2 separate regions of the Homo sapiens genome follow, and region 2 is linked to region 1. A link is an interaction called in ENCODE POLR2A ChIA-PET data of the cell type or tissue named here. Cell type or tissue: CD4-positive, alpha-beta T cell. All regions are shown on one strand.

Region 1 (8,000 bases):
AATTCTGTGGATATTGTTGAAGTAACAACAAAGGATTTCAAGTATTACATAAACTTAGTTGATAAAGTAGCAGTAGGGTTTGAGAGGATGACTCAAATTTTGAAAAAAGTTCTGTGAGTACAATGCTCTCAAACAGCATCACATGCTACAAGGAAACTTTTGTAAAAGGAAGAGTCATCAGTGCTGCTTAAACTTCATTGTCTTATTTTAAGAAATTGCCAGAGCCACCCTAGCCTTCATCAATCACCACTGGATCAGTCAATGGCCTTTCACGTTGAGCCAAGACCTTCCACCAGCAAGAAGATTATGACTTGCTGAGGCCTCAGATGATCATTAGCATTTTTAAACAATAAAGTATTTTTAAATTAAGGTATGTACATTGGTTTTTTTAGACATATGCTATTGCACATTTTATACACAATAGTATAGTGTAAACATAACTTTTATATGCACTGAGAAACCAAAAAATTTGTGACTCACTTTATTGTGATATATACTTTATTTCAGTGGTCTGGAACCAAATCTGTAATATTGCCATGATGTGCCTCTAGATCCCAAGTTAGATATTTAAATTGAGGGCTATACAAAGGAAATTCTATCAAGAGGGGATTCAAAAACACTTCAGAAATCATTGGCAGGAGATGTCCGTGGGTATTCAAGTTTGTTTTTTTATTTAGGAATTAGAAAATGCAGTTGGGAGCTGGACAGATGACTTGACCCAGTTGAGCCTGCTGAAGGACACCCTCTCTGCCTATATCAGTGCTGATGATATCTCCATTCTTAATGAACGCGTAGAGCTTCTGCAAAGGCAGTGGGAAGAACTATGCCACCAGGTAAGATAAGTTCTAAAAATGGAATTATCTTGATGATGGAAAATTGGGAGATGAATTTGAACGTCAGATGGGTTAACCCACATGTGGACCCGGCCCATAATTCTTAGTACGGACAAAGGAAGAACACTGTGGTTACTACCAGAACATTTCAGATCAATACATTTATATTTTACCACATTTTAGAAAAACCTAAACTGGATTCTTTTTCTTTCACTTTTGCTGGCTGGCATTTTATATATATATATATATATATATATATATATATATTTTTTTTTTTTTTTTTTTTTTTTTTTTGAGACAGAGTCTCACTCTTTTGCCCAGGCTGGAGTGCAGTGGCACAATCTCGGCTCACTGCAAGCTCCACCTCCCAGGTTCACGCCATTCTCCTGCCTCAGCCTCCCAAGTAGCTGGGACTACAGGCACCTGCCACCATGCCCAGCTAATTTTTTGTATTTTTAGTAGGGATGGGGTTTCACCGTGTTAGCCAGGATGGTCTCGATCTCCTGACCTTGTGATTTGTCCGCCTCGCCCTCCCAAAGTGTTGGGATTGCAGGCGTGAGCCACCGTGCCTGGCCGCTGGCATAATATTTTTAAGAGAAAGCACAATGTTATGGTTCACAGATGTGATTTTGCTGGGTAGATATACTTGAAACGTGAAAAACTACTGTTGTATTTGCAACATTAGCTAATACTGTGGAGCTGGTTTTGTTCAGGGAATATTTATTATCACTTTTAATTTACTGTAGTTGTTTCCTGGTAATTTATATTCATTTATTTTTAGTCATACTTTATTCATTTATTAAATACCTTCTATGTGCACAACGTTTTAAAAAAATATCCCAGATTGACTTTGAGTTGGAAATGAAAGGGAAAGATTGGTGGAAAGGCAGCGAGAAGACATCCTAGGCAAAGAGGAAAAACAGATTCAAAGGCTCATAATGAAGAACAGACCCAAATGCCTTGAGGTTATGTTCTCCAGGAAGCAGGGCCCTGTCTTTGTTACTTCTATACCCCGAGTGCCCTGCCTGGCACATAATAGGCTGTGATACATCTCTGTTAAATGGATCAGTCATCTTAATAATTGTGATGTTAACAAACTGTAATAAATGTCCCTATCGTCAAGTTTAAACTTGATCTGAGACTAAAATCAGTCTAGGAGAATGTGTACAGTTAAGAAGAAAACCAGGCATAAACAGGTAAAAACAATGTATAAAACTGTCTAAAGGACCCAGGTGTGGTGGCTTATGACTGTAGTCCCAGCACTTTGGGAGGCTGAGGCGGGTGGATCACCTGAGGTCAGGAGTTCAAGACCAGCCTGGCCAACATGGTGAAACCCTGTCTCTACTAAAAATACAAAAATTAGCCGCGGATGGTGGCGGGTGCCTGTAATCCCAGCTACTTGGGAGGCTGAGGCAGGAAAATCACTTGAACCCAGGAGCCGGAGGTTGCAGTGAGCTGAGATCACACCATTGCACTCCAGCCTGGGCAACAAGAGCGTAACTCCATCTCTCTCTCTCTCTCTCACACACACAAACTGTATAAAGATTTAAGCAAGCTAAGGCTAGTGTGGATGGCAAGGAATAAAGGAAATGTTTCTTGAGATGGATACATTTTGAATTGAGTTTCGAAAAGGGGAGTGGAGGAGACTGATTGATGGGAGGAAGCAAATGAACACTCTGACAAGGTGGCAGTTGGAGCAGAGGAACTGGCTGGAAAAAGCTGGTGTGGGAAGACTGAGGAAGGGGCTGTTGAGAGGGGGCTCTTATGTCCCTACTCTTATGTCCCTGCCAATTGTGCTGCCCTGGGATCTCTTTTGTCTCCCATCCTCCACCCTTTCTCTGACTTTAGAGATGCTTATCCTCATACTTCAGGAACCATTAAACAGAGTTTAAGAGGCTCAGAGCCTCTTGATTGATGTGATATCAACAAGAAGTGTATTTTCAGGAAAATTTCTCTCTGTATATTTAGGTGAAAACCCATGTTTTTCTCAATCCGTGGGCCAACAGAAAACTCTGGAGCACACATGGTAGATGTGTGAGCAGTTTCCTATGAATATATACTTTTTAAAACGGGGGATACATGTATGAGATGGCTTTTACCAACATGTTAATGATTTGAGTTCAAAATGAATTTGGCTACTTTCACAAAGCTTCATTTTCTCAGTGAACACAATGAGGAATTTACATGGATTTACGCATAGAGGGTAGTAATGCTAATCACAACACTTGATTCATTTCTGAATTCTTCAAACTGAAAGCAATACCTTATTATACAGTAAATCATCCTATAATTTTGCAATGTAAAGACTTTATCATGATGTATCAAAATGAAAGATATTTGGTGGGTACAAATTGTGGGAAATTATCACAGCAACCTTCAGTTACGTTTGTGAGCCCATTCATCTGTTTTTCTTAATTTTAGGAGAAGTCTAGCACTACCTGCTCTCTTAATATTTTTTAGCATGTTCGATGAATTGAATTAGACCAGATCTATTGCTTTAGCTAAATGATGCCTGTGAAGCCTTCAGAGAGATAATATTTTAGAGATTGGATCCTGTTTGCTTCAAACATGCCATGAACTTCCCTCCCCAAAGACCTGGATTATGCCACTCTTCCTGCCGACACTGTTTCTTCCCTTCTAATTTTCTTCTTCTTCTTTTTTTTTTTTTTTTTTTTTTTTTTTTTTTTTTTTTTTTGACACAGAGCTGCTCTCTTGTTGCCCAGGCTGGAGTGCAATGGTGTGATCTCGGCTCACCGCAGACTCCACCTCCTGGGTACAAGTGATTCTCTTGCCTCAGCCTCCCGAGTAACTGAGATTACAGGCATGTGCCACCACGCCCTGTAAATTTTGTATTTTTAGTAGAGACAGGGTTTCTCCATGTTGGTCAGGCTGGTCTCCAACTCCCGACCCCAGGTGATCTGCCCACCTCAGCCTCCCAAAGTGCTGAGATGACAGGCGTAAGCCACCGTGCCCGGTCTTCCCTTCTAATTTTCTAACCTGTTTTCTTTTACATTCCACAACTCCTGTGATGTCACTTATGAAATTCTCAGCCCTCAGTATGTTCTTGGTCCTCTGAATTCTTATTTCTCTTTTGGTTGTGCCATTATGTGGCATTGTGTTATTATTCTTTTCAATGTTTGTGACCTCATTCCAAGAATATGAGGACTTTGATATGCAAAGACCATTTCTTTGCATCTTCAGTGTCTAGAGTAGCTAAGTGTTCATGATGTATTGTTTATAATGAAGACATTATGGCATCGATTCTATTTCCTCATACTTACGTTTCTCTTAGTGTAAAATAATGACAAGATTTTGAATATTTTGAAGATTAAGAAGATTATGGTTATGCAATACTTTTTGATTTAGGAAAAGTGTTGTATAAAAATGCCATGGAATTATTGCTATTATTAATTGCTAAAGTAGTCATTCATATGTTGTAAAATTGTTCTCCAGACTTAGATATATCTAGACAGCCATCTGAAAATATATTTCAAAAGCTGATGTTGATCATGCGATATGCTGTAAATAGATTAATAACTTGCACCTGTGAGGAGACTAAGACGTTAAAAAGAAACAGCAAACGGAATACATAGTGTTTTTAGAAACTTTCCATGTTGAAGTGTCTTAATGCTTGAAGCTAAAGCGTACTTACGTTATTAATACTTCAGTCTGAAAAATAATATTTAAACCAATGAGAGTTTAGTCATGGGTTTGATCAAGGTGCCAGGATGTAACTCTAAGGAGGATATAGATTAGTTTCTCGTTCTTGAGTTAGTTGTTTCTGGTGAATTTCTGTCAAGTATGAAACCACAAAAGGAAATGAGCTTGTGCCCATGTCTCATTGTAAAAGTCAAAACTTGAGTTCAACATAACATTATCCCTACTAAGGAGCAAGTAGTCTGTTCCTATTCTGACCAAAGCAGTTGATGAGGAGTCTGGAGTACCTGGGACTGGCGATGAGAATGCGGAATAGAGGCCGTGAGTAAACATTGCAGGGCAGAGTTAATATATTAAAGTATCTGTTTTCAAGTAGACAGCCCAAATGTTTTGTTGTGCCTGTGTACAGCCAGAGCTTATACTTGTTTTTATTCTGTTTTGGTTTGTAGATTTGTGTGTAATTCTAGCTGAAATATAAGTATATGTCATCATCGTAATTGCTCGTTGTTTTGTCAAAACATCATGGTAAAAATATTTCAACCAGAAAAGGATGTATTTCCTGTTGAGCTGCTGCACACTCTGAAGGTTTTAGCTGGTGCTTCTCAGCTGTTGGCAATGCAATGTATTTGTGCCCTTGCAAAAACATAAATAGGTGCTAAGCTGATAAATAATTTGAGGGTTCATCTGAATCCAAAGAAAGAGATGGTAATGTTTACTTAGTATATAGACTAAATACTAGATGTACAAACCAGAAGGAAGATGCCATTGCCCTTATCTTTTGAAAAGCGTTTGGCCTGGGTTTGCACCCAGTGCTTGTAGCCTCACTGTGTCTTTTTTAAGGTGTAGCTCCGTGGTAAGAAAATGAAAGCAACATTTTCATGGTGTGTGATAAACACAAGGGATTTAATATATATTTTATCTATCTATCTATCTATCTATCTATCTATCTATCTATCTATCTATATATGTGTATAATCCAGCTGCTTAGTGGAGATATGGAATACATGAGTGTCAAGGGAGGAAAAAAAATTTAAAACTTAAGTGATGCCCTGTAGTCATGTATAATAGTACTAGTAGCAACAGCATAGTAATGGCCAGCTGTTGTCAGGTCTTTAATATATATCAGTCAATTTCTTTCTTTTTTTTTTTTTTTTTTTGAAACAGAGTTTCACCCTTGTTGCCCAGGCTGGAGTGCAGTGGTGCGATCTTGGCTCACTGCAACCTGTGCCTCCTGGGTTCAAGCAGTTCTACTGCCTCAGCCTCCCAAGTAGCTGGGATTACAGGCACCTGCCACCATGCCCTGCTAATTTTGTATTCTTTTAATAGTGATGTGGTTTCACCATGTTGGCCAGGCTGGTCTCAAACTCCTGACCTCAAGTGATCCACCTGCTTCAGTCTCCGAAAGTGCTGGGATAATAGGCGTGAGCCAGTGCGCCTGGCCATATCAGTCAATTTCTTAAATTACTCTCTTATTTCTCTAATATTACCATATTGATAGGACAGTGCTGGGCACATAGAGACACTTGTTTACTACAGACAATAAACATTTGTTTAATGAATTTTTGGAGCAAACATAAGAATAATTTCCAAATGAAAGGAGTAAGTCGTAGAGAAAATGAGGGACCTTGTCCTGATCATGCAGTTAGTCAGTGATGGATGAACTATTTTTGAATATCAGCTGCCTCTGGATATTTAATCATATTTGCACCCCATGTCAAAGACTCAAACTTTGCTGGTCTTATCTTGTACTGATTCTAAACAAGTGCCCCAAATTTGTCCAACTTTCATATTCCTTGTCTCTGGAATGGGGATAATAATACTTACCTATGAAAGTAATAGGTAATATTTTTCTATTTTGGGACCATCCTCCCTGCAGATATTGGTGAGTAAAGGCCTAGAGTTCATTCTTGGCTTATGGCCAAGATTCGGGGGCAGTGTAAGGAGTTACTTGTTCATCTTCAGTCTGAAGGGCAGGAGTTTCGATTCTTTTTCTTTTTTTTTCTTCTCACTCTGTTGCCCAGGCTGTAGTGCAGTGGTGTGATCTTGGCTCACTGCATCTTCCGCCTCCCGGGCTCAAGCGATTCTCCTGCCTCAGCCTCCCGAGTAGCTGAGATTACAGATGGCTGCCACCACGCCTGGCTAATTTTTGTTTTTTTAGTAGAGGTGGGGTTTCACTATGTTGGCCCGGCTGGTCTTGAACTCTGCCCACCTCGGCCTCCCAAAGTGCTGGGATTACAGGCATGTGCCACCAGGCCCAGCTTCGATTCATAGACAATGATTATTTTGGGCAGTCCAAATAATAAGAGTATAGTTTCAGTTTGGCCATCAATTGAACCGGGATTTTAACTACCAGCCAGACTCCTGACTCTTGCTGCTCTGTGAATGAAAGGGAAAAGGCCGTATTCACCAGAGAGTTCTCAATCTGAGAGATCAGCAGAAGATCAGAGTGCACGCGGCTCTCAGAGCTAGAGGGGTAAGGGGTCCTGGAAGGATTATGTTCTTCAGTGCTATTTGGGGTATGGTGTAAAGTGACAAAATTTGTCCCCAAAACTTTTAAATCTCTGTTTCCTTAGCTTTTTCCATTTCTAGTAGGCCCTACCCCAAGTTCACTGCCCTTTGACTGTTCTGTATTATTCTGCCTCCAAAAACCTCAATGAGAAACTAAATTATACTAATGGGGAAATACTTAGTAGGTTCACCAGTGTCACCCAACCCAGAAAAACTTTTACTTTAAAAGATCATAATTGAATCAAAAGAATAAATTTCTCATGGTGGCCTTTCAAAATTTATGGTAGGTTATGGGGCTCACTCTCTAGGCAACTCACTATGCCTAAGGCTGGCCTTGGGATACGTATCCTGGGCTCCTGGACTAGTGTACAAGGATGTAGAATCACAGATATTTAGTTTTGTGTTATCTGTCTAATCATTAACAGAGCAAATCCAAGACAGAATTGATAACTAGAAAGTGTATAATACCTTAGAAATATTTTCATTTTCATTTTAAAAAGGAAATTTGTTTGAAATACATAAAAAGTAAATGTATTAAGGAAGGAAAATGTCTTAAAACAAAATATAGCAAAATGTTAACAGTTTGAGCCCAGGGAGTATGTAATGAGTGCTTACCATCCAATTCCTTCAGCTTTTCTGTGTCGGAAATGTTTTGTAATAAAATGTTGGGGGTAAAATAAAATCAATAGGGATATGTTTAATGCAGTGGAATGAATAGTGGAATAGCTAGCATTATGAACAAGACTGTGGAAGAACGTCTTCAGACCTTCTTACCAAATCATATTATGTTTTGCCAACGTGTAGTTTAACTCAACTAGAAACATTCCTTAGTATTTCAACCAGCACTATGAACACAAGAGTATTATATTTTGAAATCAGAAAATTTTAGAATTCTGGAAAGGATAATTCTAGACCTAGAGATAGGAAAACAAGCCCATTGTATATATATAATGTATAAGAAACTCTCAGAACTCAGTAATAAAAAGGCAATCTAATTAAAAA
Region 2 (8,000 bases), 120 kb before region 1:
AGCCTCCTGAATAGCTGGAACTACAGGCACGTGCCATCACACCTGGCTAATTGTTGCATTTTTAGTAGAGATGGGGTTTCGCCATGCTGGCCAGACTGGTCTCAAACTCCTGGCCTCAAGCGATCTACTCGCCTTGGCATCCCCAAATTCTGGGAATACAAGCGTTTGTTTATTTATTCAACAAACATACAGTCCTTTCCCAAACTAGGACTTTGGTTAGGCATTTAGGGTACAAAGGATATTCCCTGTCCCCACCCCAGGGAGTTGATTATTTAGGGGAGGGGACAGATAGAAGGAAACAGTACAATATAGTGTGATTTGTGCAAAGACAGAGGGCCCAGGTGCTGAAGGAGCCCACAGGAGTGTGCTCAACCCAACCGCCCACCAGGGGTTTAAGAGGAAAGTGCAGAAAGGCTTCTCAGGAAAAGGTGATGATGGGCTGAGTCCTGAAAAACATGACAGCCTACTTGTGGAATGTGTTTAGATAAAAATGTATGCTGAAATCCTAGCAGTAAATGTGAGGAGTGTTTTCTGGTGCTGGTACAAGGGATAAGAGATAAGAATAGAGAGATAAGAAAAAGATCCTAAAAGTCTGTTGGGAATTTGGACTTTATCCTGAAGTCACTCTGAAGCCTCTGAAACTGATATTCTGCCTGCAAAGGACAAGTTCAGACTTGTATTTTCAGAAAGCAAATTTAGCAGCCTTTGGAAAACACATTGAGGACAGTAAGACAATATAAAAGATGGTTTCAGTATTTCAGTAGAAGATGACAAGGCCTCTCTTTGGAGATTAGGAGGAGAAGACAAAGTCAAGAGATACTAAGCAGCTGGAATTCTCCAATTTGGAGACTGAATTGGGTGAAAGAGAGGGAGGAGTCAACGATGAAAGACAGGGAGGAGTCAAGGATGATTCCCAGGTTTCTATGACTCGAGCAGTAGGGTGGGTTGACTGCATCATGGGGCACAGTGAAAAAGACACCAGGTCCTGAGATGATCTGGCTCAGAAGCTGAAGAGAGAACGCAGACTGTAGACTCTTTTGGTGAGTTCTCACGTGCCCCCTTTAGGAAGTAAAGCAGCCTGTGTTTATTTAAAAAGAGTGCACTGTGAGAAAAGCCATTGTGTTCTTTGAGAGGCCAAGAGGGGTGGATCACTTGAGGTCAAGAGTTCGAGACCAGCCTGGCCAACATAGTGAAACCCCATTCTCTACTAAAAATACAAAAGTTAGCTGGACGTGGTTGGGAGTGCCTGTAATTCCAGCTGCTCGGATGGCTGAGGCAGGAGAATCGCTTGAACCTGGGAGGCAGCCGTTGCAGTGAGCTTAGATCGCGCCATTGCACTCCAGCCTGGCCACAGAGCAAGACTCCATTTCAAAAAAAAAAAAAAAAAGAAAAGAAAATCCATTGTGTTTTTTCTAATGTCAGAGATGTGAGAACCAGAGTGACTTCGTAGGGGCCTGAATAGGGGCTGGGTAAATGAGGATGACACCTATTGGGTAGCATTCCCACGTCAGGCATTCTTAGTCACAGAATAATTATGGTTAGACAGGTTGATAATGCTAACTGAAGATACCCAGGCCTTAATAGATCTGGGAAATAACAGACTCAGGCAATGTCCTGATATCCTGGTATCTTAAGAACAAAAGCATTCTTGGATCTATATTTAAAAAATAATTTTAACATAGATTCTTATAGAAGACAGCAGTTACACAAAGATCAACAATCTTTTGTCACAGGCCCTTGCAGAGCATATCTCCGCCGTGATTTTTTGCTTTGTTGTCTTATATATAAGCAGACATTGTACCTAAGGTGGATGCATTTCTTTTCCTGCTTTTGGGGACACCCTGCTTTGTCAATGGAGTAGCCGTTCTTTCATCCCTTTACTTTCTTAATAAACTTGCTTTCATTTTACTCTGGATTTGCCCCACATTATTTCTTGCACAAGATTCAAGAACCCGCTTTTGAGGTCTGGATTGGGACCTTTTTCCGGTAACGCTAAGGTCGGGTGAAAAAGAAAGATGGAAAACTATAGTCATGTTATGACCTCAATTATTAATACCTAAAAATGTGCCCAAATGTATCAGCAGTTAACTCTTAAAGTTATTTCTGGGTTATAAAGTGATGAGATATTTTGTTTTCTTCTTTATATTTTCAATATTTTCCAAGTCATATATTTTCTATTTGATATATTTATATAGTAAATATATATTTAAATCATTTAAAATAATTAAATTATTAATAAATATACTTAAATTATACATTTACATTAAATATATATTTAACAGATTATATATATATATCCTTACTATATATATTTATGTGTTAAAAATAAATATATCTTGTATAGGGGCTGGGTGCAGTGAGTCACATCTGTAATCCCAGCACTTTGGGGGACCGAGGCTGGCGGATCACAAGGTCAGGAGTTTGAGACCAGCCTGACCAACATGGAGAAACCCCGTCTCTACTAAAAATACAAAATTAGCTGGGCGTGGCGGCTCATGCCTGTAATCCCAGCTACTCGGGAAGCTGAGGCAGGAGAATCGCTTGAACCCAGGAGATGCAGGTTGCAGTGAGCCGAGATCACGCCATTGCACTCCAGCCTGGGCAACAGGAGCAAAACTCCGTCTCAGAAAAAAAAAAAAAAAGATAAATATATCTTGTATAAATACATATCATATATCATATACAGATAAATATTTATCTGTTAAATATATATTTATAAACATTTATTGTGAGAAAAGAAAGTACTTCATTAAAAAAAGTCTATCGCCGGCTGTGCGCAGTGGCTCACGCCTGTAATCCCAGCATTTTGGGAGGCCAAGGCCTGCGGATCACGAGGTCAGGAGATCGAGACCATCCTGGCTAACACGATGAAACCCCGTCTCTGCTAAAAAATACAAAAAATTAGCCAGGCGTGGTGGCGGGCACCTGGGTGCGTGTAGTCCCAGCTGCTCGGGGGGCTGAGGCAGGAGAATGGTGTGAACCCGGGAGGCGGAGCTTGCAGAGAGCTGAGATTGCGCCACTGCACTCCAGCCTGGGCGAAAGAGCGAGACTCCGTCTCAAAAAAGAAATAAATAAATAGTCTATTGCCTAAGAATAATATCCTATTCCTCATTTCTCCTCTTTACACATTACACACCCCACTAACTGTGTGTTCTAGATTCACGCATCTTTGTACCTATGCATATGCTGTTCTCTCTGTCTGAAATGTCTTTCCTCTTCCCCCTCATCTGTCAGATCCCAAAAGTCCTTCTGACTGGGCTCAGATGTGATTCTTCCCGGAGACCTTCTCCCAATCTTCCCCAAGTTGCAGTCATCTCTTCACACTGGCTTCTCTTTCGTTCTACTTTTCATAGACTGTACATTGAATGGTTACTTATCCATTGTATTTCTGATAGACCCAGTAGATGATACCACTCTGAATGATCAGGGATGTTTTTGCTTCTCTTGATAGTTATTGCACGTATCTTCTACCCCTTTGTCTCACTTAAAGCAAGTGAGCCAAGGTTTTTGCTTGTAATGCTCTTGTTCTTATTTTCATTTCTTAGACAAATATGAACTTCAGTCGTATAGAATATGAGAGCTGAAAAGTGATTCTTTAGTTTAAATATGAGAAAATGGAGACCCAGAGATACAAATAAGACACCTAGTATGTTTGGGTTTTTCACTGCTAGAATTCCTATGTCCTGTTCTCACGAGGGGGCAGCTTGGGCTTGACCGAGCAGGAGCTTCATGGTCCCACACGTAGTATGACATGTGACCTCTGCACATTGTTTACAGTTCCTAAACTGTGATTTCTTTTTCTGTGAAATAGTTATAATAGTAAGTGGCTACCAAGTAGAAAGTGGTCATGGGGGGTGAAGGTTAAACACAATAACGGACACACAGAACTTACACAGGGCATTTTATGCCAAGCTATATTGAATATCTATATCCCTCTACCTGCCCGTCAATGTCATGAATATTGACAATTCACTCTAGACCCTGCTAGAAGAATCCAAAGAAATTGACAGTGAGCTGGAAGCAATGACTGAGAAATTACAGTACCTCACTAGCGTGTACTGTACAGAAAAAATGTCTCAGCAAGTGGCAGAACTGGGACGGGAGACTGAGGAGTTGCGACAGATGATCAAAATTCGTTTGCAGAACCTCCAAGATGCAGCTAAGGTAAAAAAAGAAAAAAAAAAGAAACAGAAAAAAATGTCTATCATTGAAAGAAAATGGCAATGCCACTATGGAAATAGTGCTCACCTGTGATGTGGTTTCTTGACTGTGATGTTATTCTTCCCCTATGGCTTTGAACTTCAAGTACAATACATTGATATTGACTCTCTAGGATATGAAAAAATTTGAAGCAGAGTTGAAAAAGTTACAAGCTGCCTTGGAGCAAGCCCAGGCAACACTGACTTCTCCAGAAGTTGGACGTCTCAGTCTCAAGGAGCAGCTCTCTCATCGGCAGGTAAGCCAAACTAACTTGGAGTAAATAGGGACAGGGACCTATATTTTTAAAAGAGGATAGTAAGGAAAAATGCCTCCTAAACTCAACACTGTTTTATTTTTTTTAATTTATTTTTAAATAGAGACAGGGTATCCCTATGTTGGCCAGGCTGGTCTCGAACTCCTGAACTCATGTGGTCCACCCACCTCAGCCTCTCAAAGTGCTGGGGTTACAGACGTGAACCACTGTGTCCAGCCCCTAAACTCAACACTGTTTTAAACATTTTTTTTTTTTTGCAAAATGTTTATAACTTGCAACGTAACTATAATTTAGTGCCTTTTGCTTATGAAATAAATGATTTAAATATTAAATTTTTGAACTATGAAATTGCATTTTCAGCATTTGTTGTCTGAGATGGAGTCACTGAAGCCGAAGGTGCAAGCAGTGCAGCTCTGCCAGAGTGCCCTCCGGATCCCCGAGGATGTGGTTGCCAGCTTACCTCTCTGTCATGCTGCTCTGCGGCTGCAGGAAGAGGCCAGCCGGCTGCAGCACACCGCCATCCAGCAGTGTAACATCATGCAGGCAGGTGCAGGGTACCCACACCAGTAGAGCAATTGCTGATGAATCATGGGCTTCTTTTCTTAGCATTGTGTGGGCTCAGCCATCAAAACACATCCAGGGTGTTGAATCTGACAGGCTGTTGTGGTTTTATAAAATAAGGAGATTAAAATGCTGTCATTTGGATCACCCACAAAAGCCTGGGGAATGCTATATAAAAAATATCCTTGGTGAAAATTATCTTTTAGTGATATTTTTAAATAAATAACTTGTAAAGATTAATTTTCTATGCAATTACATGTTTTTATCTCTTATTATTCACCTGAGAATCATCTACAAACTGATAATACAGGTTTACTGTTATCTTGTGTTACAGAGTTTTTTTCATATTTCAGCTTATTAAAGCATTAAATCCATTTTCTTTTGAGTGCCTAAAAAAATGCACTCAAGTATAATTCTTAGTCTCTTTGCCTAGTAAGAGAAAATCATTTACCAGGAAGAAATGACAGTGTTTACCTTATGTCTCCCTTCAACTAATAATTCTTGCTTTATCCAAAAATTGTATCAATAGCATCTCACTAAAATCACTAGTGGCTCATTTGGTCAACTACCCTTTCCTCCCTGTTATCTTGTAATTTGTTGGACAGAAAATTCCTGAGGCTAAAAGTCATTCATACTTCATATGTGTATATACTTTTGTTTGGTAGAGATGGGGGTGTCACCATGTTGCCCAGGCTGTATTGAACTCCTGGGCTCACATGATCCAGCCACCTTGGCCTCCAAAAGTGCTGAGATTACAGGCTTGAGCCACTGCGCCCAGCCCATAATTCGTATTTTTATTCCCTACCGTAGCACTTAGATAAGTGTCTTACCTATATATTCAGTATTTGTTAGATGGAAAAATGAAATAATGTTTCCCACACTGCTTCACCCTTTCTGACCGTCATGTTCCATCTTCAGGACGATATCAGTAGGGAAAAGAGAGAGAAAGAATCCTAACCACTTAACTATTTTGATTCCATCAATAATTTTGCTACAACATTTTAGAGAGAAAGTTCTGAAATATCTACATAAAGTGAGGAATTCAAACCATCTAGGAATTTTACCCATCATTTCTTTATTCCCTACCTGTACAGGTAAATAGGAGTTAAACTACAGAATCACTTACCTAGTTATTGGTAGAGAAAAAAAACTGTCTATCTTTCTGTTTTTTTTTTTTTTCAAAGGAAGCTGTGGTACAATATGAACAATATGAGCAAGAAATGAAACATCTCCAGCAACTGATAGAAGGAGCTCACAGAGAGATTGAGGATAAACCTGTTGCCACCAGTAACATACAGGAGCTGCAGGCTCAGATTTCTCGGCATGAGGTGAGAGGAATGTAGGCGAAATACCGAGGGCAGGAAACTGGCTTGATTAGAGTATATGTTTGGTTTCTAGAGAATGGAAGAGAACAGTTTCCCCTGTCCTGCACTTAATGTGTTCAACTCTTGAGAGGCCTCTTTGGCTATCTAAGCATTGTGAGTGCCGTTTTTGTTGATTCAGTAACACGTGCGTTCCCCTTGATTCCATAACCTCTCTACACGTTGTTCGTATTATATCCTTTGGGACCCACTGATTATCATCTCCTGCACCCAGAATTCTCACAGTTAATACACTAAAACACAGTCCATACCCTGTTTTTAATGCCTACGAGAAACAGCAACGCTTAAAGCTTTGCTGCATTGATCTCTGTCTTGGTGGCTCACTCCTGTAATCCCAGCACTTTGGGAGGCCAAGATGGGTGGATCATGAGGTCAGGAGATGGAGACCATCCTGGACAACATGGTGAAACCCCGTCTCTACTAAAAATACAAAAATTAGCTGGGTGTGGTGGCATGCGCCTGTAATCCCAGCTACTTCGGAGGTTGAGGCAGGAGAAGCACTTGAACCCAGGATGCAGAGGTTGCAGTGAGCCAAGATCGCGCCACTGCACTCCAACCTGGCGACAGAGTGAGACTCAGTCTCAAACAAACAAACAAACAAGACTTAATATTTTAAACATTTTCTTCTTTGACATATTAGTCATTTCAGTTCCTCTCCCCAAAATCAGAGGATGGTCCAGGTTGTTTACTTTGCTAATTTTCAGATTGGGCCAGCTAACATGTGCCTCGTTTTCAAATGTTCTTTCCTTGTTCCTTTGGCATCATTATGACCTTAGGACTTGACCACTCCTTGTGCAGTCCCTGTCCCAGACATCATAGTCCTTGAGTGATTGAGCTTAGCAGGGAATTTCCTTTCCTGACCTGTCAATTCCATATAGGTCAAATTCACTCTTTCCCTTGGGGGCTGGTTCATAGCACTGTGAATTTTGGTAAATAACTGGGAGAAGGTTGTCTTATTTTTTCTGTACTAAGGATAGAGTATATGGAATATATCCTTCCATATGCTCTATTTTAACTTTGTCATGAGAAAAATGAACAATTTTTCCAAACCACTCACATTGAGATTCTCAAAAGATTCAAGGTATTGCTTTGTAAGGATGAAAAATCTCACCCTCTTCTCCAAATGCAATTAATTATTTAATTTCTTGACATCTACAAACATTAATAATTTTCATTTATATATGACTTACAAAATCATTTAAATATCCCATCTACATTTACTCCAACAACTGTAGACATCATCTATGTTAATGATTTTTCTTACACAATGGTTAAATGAAAGTGTTATGTAGATTTTTGAAACCACTGTTTATGTAGGTCTATATGTTAGACTATATATTACATATTTATTTTGAAACGATTTTTAATCCCATCTAGGAAGATCCAAAATTTTGTTGTAACAACTCTTCTATCATGGTACAGATATTTTTAAAATCTTTTCTGGAGTAATAATTGTTATTACTACTAAACTTTTTTGTTGTACGGTTTTTCTTCCCCAAGAAACTTGTGCTTTTTTTTTTTTTTTTTTTTTGAGACACAGTCTTGCTGTATCATCCAAGCTAGAGTGCAGTGGCAAGATCATG

Evidence for each region. Peaks named below come from ENCODE experiments on the same cell type or tissue, not always from the same donor. Only the 100,000 strongest peaks of a DNase experiment are listed, where the experiment ranks them.
Region 2: POLR2A ChIA-PET joins it to region 1 with 10 read pairs; 7 of 35 experiments call an interaction of 5 or more read pairs at or near these places.

What each region holds. Positions count from the first base shown.
Region 1 is chr6:152,182,085-152,190,084 of GRCh38, reverse strand. SYNE1 (spectrin repeat containing nuclear envelope protein 1) reads left to right here. Exons shown (of 146, transcript NM_182961.4): 128 at 678-833. Among named protein-coding and RNA genes, the nearest start is that of SYNE1-AS1, 190 kb to the left of the region's middle. In CD4-positive, alpha-beta T cell, no CTCF peak of the experiment used is centred here; DNase peaks (open chromatin) are centred at 3,594, 4,684, 5,034 and 6,494; H3K4me3 peaks cover 3,967 bases; H3K27ac peaks cover 5,785 bases.
Region 2 is chr6:152,306,852-152,314,851 of GRCh38, reverse strand. SYNE1 (spectrin repeat containing nuclear envelope protein 1) reads left to right here. Exons shown (of 146, transcript NM_182961.4): 88 at 3,979-4,164; 89 at 4,334-4,456; 90 at 4,835-5,017; 91 at 6,220-6,363. Among named protein-coding and RNA genes, the nearest start is that of SYNE1-AS1, 70 kb to the left of the region's middle. RefSeq lists an enhancer at 4,013-5,212. In CD4-positive, alpha-beta T cell, no CTCF peak of the experiment used is centred here; DNase peaks (open chromatin) are centred at 4,261 and 4,951.